2 separate regions of the Homo sapiens genome follow, and region 1 is linked to region 2. Evidence: chromatin loops called from intact Hi-C (ENCODE). Cell type or tissue: chondrocyte. All regions are shown on one strand. Links, peaks and the distances in the headings refer to the core of each region. The heading gives the core; the rest is flanking DNA. Region 1 has its middle 26 kb from the start of RTL6. Region 2 has its middle 5.5 kb from the start of LINC01656.

Region 1 (2,907 bases), core at 276-2,775, 76 kb before region 2:
TTGTCAAACAGCCTCCTGAAGTGGAGGAACGCTTCATCTCTTTTTCAAGGAAAGTGTGGGGATCTCTCTGGCAAGGAAATCGCATTTCAAGCACAAAACCAGGCGTGCCCATGAAAATTGAGTAATTTCACTAATAAAGGCTGAAATGAGACAAAAACAACACCATTCAAAGTTGCTCTTTCTGTAGCGAAAGCAGAGGAGGTGAAGTGGCTGCTGAGGAGGTAGTGAAAGCAACCCCCAAATTAGTGCCAAATGTGATGCTCGGGGAGAAAACTAAAGGACCAGCAGAATCCTCTATCAAGTGGCACTCTGGCATATTGTCTGACAGCACGGACGTAGAATGTGGAAGAGCAATTCCTGGATATGTGCCTGTCAGCGGTCACTTCTCTTTACCCAGGAAAACGTCTGCTGCAAAGAGGGTGAATCAGGTCCTGACAGGTTCGGTATGAAGCATGATGGTTTTGAGGAAAGTGATTGTGATCACAGCTAGCATTTTGTGAGTACGTGCTTGGGCCAGGAAGTGCTAAAAGCACTTTGCAAGCATTCAGTAACATTTACTTCTATTTTATTTATGTATTTATTTAATACGGGATACTTTTATTATTTAGATTTTATAACTAACAAGCCAAGGGACATGGAGGCAGGCTACCTTGCCCACGGTGACACAGCTAGCTAGCAGTGGAGAGGTGCATGCCCTGCCAACTATCTCCATACACACGCTTAACCACCATGCCAAACAGCTTCTGGTCAAACCTGAGGGAGAAGTCCCTTTTTCTTCCTTGACTTTTGAAAGCCCATGTTTCAGGAAAAGAGGTTTTTCACAGAGTTAAGTTATGAGGATGATAATTTTCTGGTAGCCATGGTGTGGACTGGAAAAGGCATGTTCGAGTTGGTTCTTACAATGTGTCACCATCTAATTCCCTGTAGGGGCAACCATCAAATCCGTGCCTGGCTGGGCGTCGGGGCTCAGGCCTGTAATCCCAGCACTTTGAGTGGATCACTTGAGGTCAGGAGTTCGAGACCAGTTGGCCAACATAGTGAAATCTCGTCTGTACTAAAAATACAAAAATTAGCCTGGCGTGGTGGTGCATGCTTGTGCTTGTAATCCCAGCTACTTGGGAGGCTGAAGCGGGAGGATTGCTTGAACCCAGGAGGTGGAGGTTGCAGTGAGCCGAGATCACACCACTGCACTCCAGTCCGGATGACAGAGTGAGACTTGTCTCAAAAAAAAAAAAAAAAAAAAAAAAAAAAAATTCCATGCCCTAACTTTGCCTCACATCGAAGGAATTAACGTGAATCACTGACAGCAGGACGAAGCACAGCTGCTGAGGCGTCTGAATTCTCCCTGGGAGGTCACTGACAGGAGGCACCACATTCTCACGAAGAGATTTGAAACGAAACAGCACATAAACCTCTGCTTCTTGACACGGATAAAGTGAGTGGATATCCCTGCCAGATGTCCAGGGGCTCAAGGAGGATCCATTTAGTGTCTGTTTAGTACCAGGAAGGCCCCGGACCCGTTGTTTCAGGCCAGGAAAGTCACAGATGCCTCAAAAAGACCAAATCATAGAACTGCTGGGAAAAGCAGTTGAGGATCAGACACAAGGGATCACATCCACGAGCTGCCACCAAATGTGAACTATGTCCAGAGCTGAGCACAGTGAAAAAGCGGGTGAGGAGCCCATTTCCTGTTATCTTCCTTGCAGCCTGCTCTCCAGCATTTGACTGAGTCTGGCAGTGGCAGGATCCGTTTTCTGCAAGAAATCTGTCAAAAGTGACTGCCTCTTGTGTGATCTCAGCCTGTCTTTTCCAGAAGGAGCCATAGTGTGCTGCCTGCCGTTGTCAAAGGTCGGGAATTGTGAGATGGGATTTTCTAATTCAGTAGAAATGAGGAGCTGGAAAGAAAAGGAATCCACAACTCAATCTCTCTGGCCTTGGGGCCATAGCCAGCTTGATACAAATTTAATCTCTCAAACTTATAGGAAACAGTCATTATTATGACTTGTTTTTCAGTATCACCTTCACTTCAATTGCTTTTAAAAACTGTGATGAATTGGCCGGGTGCAGTGGCTCATGCCTGTAATCCCAGCACTTTGGGAGGCCAAGGCGGGCGGATCACCTGAGGTCAGGAGTTCAAGACCAGCCTGGCCAAAATGGTGAAACCCCGTGTCTACTAAAAATACAAAAAAATTAGCTGGGTGTGGTGGTGCACGCCTGTAGTCCCAGCTACTTGGGAGGCTGAGGCAGGAGAATTGCTTGAACCCAGGAAGCGGAGGTTGTATTGAGCCAAGATTGTGTGATTGCACTCCAGCCTGGGCAACAAGAGCAAAACGTCTTAAAAAAAAAAAAATTGTGATGACTCTCTAGGGAAAACAATTCCCTGAACTGTCTGGGCTGGGGGACCTTTCTGACTTTTCTCTCGACATGGAGTCTTCCCTTTGAGAGGTCACAGCCAGGCTGGTAGCCTCAGGGCAGGGTGGGAAGTGGTCCCCACATCTGGTTCTTTGCCAGAGCTCCCCATCTCCGTGGCTGGCACCACCACCCACTCAGCCGCTCTGCCTAGAGGTCATGCTTAACATTTCCCTCTCCCTCATCTTCTTTTCCTGATTTATCACCAAATCTTGAGGACTTTGCCTCTTCACAGTATCCAGTCTGCCTCTCTACCCCCATCTTCACCGCAGCCCCTCATCCCAGGCCCCATCTCCAGGCTGGACCATCCTGACAGCATCTTCTAGGACATGCTCTGAGCTCCCCCAGGCCCACTGCCATTCAATGGCCTGGGCGGCTGCTTCGAAGCACAAATGGGCGCCCTCCCTTCTCTCCTCTTGCCCTTGCCCTTGCCCTGCAGACCTCTCAGTGACAGCTCCTGCCCTGCCATGAGCTGTGTAACTCACCGAATCCCACAGC
Region 2 (2,907 bases), core at 234-2,733:
CTCTGTAGATGGCCGGGCTGAGGGTGACACCAGGCCCCAGTGTGCTGAGGCTATGAACACCCAGCCTTGCTTGCGTCCTGGGTTTGGGATGTAAAGGATTCCCAGTCTGCTAAAGCCACACCCTCCACAGCCACCCCAAAGCCGAGCCTTTGCTTTCAGGATTCCTGTAATCCTCATGCAGCATGGGCAGCCCTGGCACCTGTGCCCGCATGCTCAGGGAGGAGGGATGGCCCCACAGCACCGGGGGTTCTTCCAGATTCAACAATGGACGGACCCCACACAATGCCCTAAAAGGCAGGGTTATTGGTGGCAAGGACCTGACATTTCCTGGGCGCCTTCTCCAAGCCAGGCTCTGGGCCAGGCACTGGGCAGGGATGTGGGCCCATCCAGCCCTGCCTTGAGCACGGCCTGGTCCCTCAGGGGAGACAGACATGCAGAGAAAGAGCCTCCAGCGTGGGGGGGCTACATGCACCCATGTAGCAGATCTGTTCTGCAGGCGACCCTGGGGTTTCAAAGGAAGCATGGTTGATTCGGATCATGCTCCAGGAACCCTGAAAGGAGGGAGCATTTAATAGACAAAGATGCCGAAGCTCAGAGAATGAATCAGCAGTTCAGAGAATGAGTCAGGAATTTCCAAACTAAGCCAGTTTCACAGACACCCCAGGCCTGGGCAGCACGCACAGCAGGCATGTGATTTCCCCTTTTCCGGGTCTGCAGGTTGACTGTGGTTCCGCTGATCCCAACTGGCTTTGCCCGGGTGACTCAACCTCGGCCTGTGTGCGGTCGACAGGGACGGGTCTGGGTCAGCTCCTGGCCCAGGCTGCTCCAGCCGATCTCGGGGCCGATCACCGGAGTGCAAACCTCAAGGGCACTCTTAAGGCCTTTGGTCACATGGCATTCACTTGATTCCATTGGCCAAAGTAAGTGACTTACCAGGATGGACAGGGTGCGGAGTGCCCTCTAACCACGCGGGAAGGAGGTCCTGTACTTCATCACCCAGTGGTGGAGCAGGAATTTGAACCCAAGCCTGACTCAGAAGGCCTTGGCACCATCGGCCTCTCATCTGAGGTCATGTGCAAGGGCCCTGGCTCGGGGATCCATGGATGACTGCCCTTCTGCCCACCGTCTCTCAGAGGCATTGCTGACAGGTCAGGGGGCGGGTAGACTGGAGCAACAGAAAGCACGGGGCTGACCCTCAAACACAGTCGGTACTACGGGTCCCTGCGAGGCTCTGGCCTGACTTTGTATGGAGGCTGTCCCACGCCCCTGTGTGGCTTGGGTTCCTGACCTCTTTGAACCTCATTCTACACTTCTGTAGCGTGGGGATCACAGTCCTACTTAGGTTATTGGGCTGTGCTGAGAATTAAGTAGGATAACACGTGGCAGCCTTTTTGAAACAGCTTTTGCCATCCTGCAGGGCTTCATAACTCCCCAGCTGGGTCCAGCCTTGACATTTACATAGAACTGTCTTATCCATAAAATTGCACCTGGTTCCCACAACAGCCCTCTGGGGAGGTATTCCTTTCTCCATTATGCAAATAATGAGATTTCGGCTCAGAGAGTATGAATCATTAGCCAAAGACGTGGCTCTGGCAGCAACAGCCCCCAGGCCTGTCTTACCCCGAGAGGGGATGCCCCATCTCCACCCCAGCCAACAGAGCGGAGGGCACATGCGTGCAGAGGAGGGGCAACAGTGTCCTCTTCTTCAAGGAGTCCAGCTCAGTCTGCAGGGCCACACATCCACACGACTTGGACGCCCTCCATGTCCTGGGGAACGTGTGAGTCAGAATGCCTGGGAGACGAGAATGCAGGCCAGGGCTCCCTGGGAGTCCGGACGGCAGGGCTGTCTGCATGGGCGGTGAAGTACGGTGCCTGCAACCACTTTGTTCATTCATTTTTTTCATTCATTCAGATGTCCACGGAGCATGGCCCCTGTGCCTGGTCCAAAGCCAGGGTCTCAGGAGTTATATCAGACAGGGACCCTGTACCCGGCCAGCTATCGGAACCTTAGCACAAATGAGACCTCAGAGCACAGCGTCCTCACAAGTAGTCATCAGTCTCAACTCACCTTCCCACCAGTGATGGGGGGGCTCACTCCCTTGCAAACCAGCCCCTCCCAGGACTAGACACCTCTGCTGTGAAAACATTCTTTTCTTTTTCCTCCCCTCCCCTCCCCTCCCCTCCCCTCCCCTCCCCTTCCCTTCCCTTCCCTCTTTTTTTTCTTTTCTTTTTTTAAAAAAGTGTGGCTGGCCACGGTGGCTCATGCCTGTAATCCCAGCACTTTGGGAGGCCGAGGTGGGCAGATCACGAGGTCAGGAGATCGAGACCATCCTGGCTAACACAGTGAAACCCCGTCTCTACTAAAAATACAAAAACTTTAGCCAGGTGTGGTGGCGGGCACCTGTAGTCCCAGCTACTGGGGAGGCTGAGGCAGGAGAATGGCGTGAACCCGGGAGGTGGAGCTTGCAGTGAGCCGAGATTGCGCCACTGCACTCCAGCCTGGGCGACAGAGCGAGACTCCATCTCAAAAACAAAAAAAAGTTTCATTGTGTTTGTTTTACTGTTACAAACAGTGCTCCCAGAAACATCTGGGATGTGTCTCCTGGTGTACATGGGCAGGAGATTCTCTAAAAAATGTTGAAGGGGCCGGGCGCGGAGGCTCACGCCTGTAATCCCAGCACTTTGGGAGGCTGAGGCGGGTGGATCACAAGGTCAGGAGTTTGAGACCCGTCTGGCCAACATAGTGAAACCCCGTCTCTACTAAAAATACAAAAATTAGCCCTGTGTGGTGGTGTGCGCCTATAATCGCAGCTACTAGGGAGGCTGAGGCAGGAGAATTGTGTGAACCCAGGAGGCTGAGGTTGCAGTACTCCAGCCCGAGCGACAGTTCGAGACTCCATCTCAAAA

What was found. Peaks named below come from ENCODE experiments on the same cell type or tissue, not always from the same donor. Only the 100,000 strongest peaks of a DNase experiment are listed, where the experiment ranks them.
Region 1: it touches region 2 in a loop (5-fold over the local background); 1 of 110 quality-filtered maps calls a loop at or near these places.

What each region holds. Positions count from the first base shown.
Region 1 is chr22:44,523,098-44,526,004 of GRCh38, reverse strand. No RefSeq gene overlaps it. Among named protein-coding and RNA genes, the nearest start is that of RTL6, 26 kb to the right of the region's middle. In chondrocyte, for the core only: no CTCF peak of the experiment used is centred there; no DNase peak of the experiment used is centred there.
Region 2 is chr22:44,447,328-44,450,234 of GRCh38, reverse strand. No RefSeq gene overlaps it. Among named protein-coding and RNA genes, the nearest start is that of LINC01656, 5.5 kb to the right of the region's middle. RefSeq lists enhancers at 581-720, 189-1,388, 1,568-2,231. In chondrocyte, for the core only: no CTCF peak of the experiment used is centred there; DNase peaks (open chromatin) are centred at 798 and 1,774.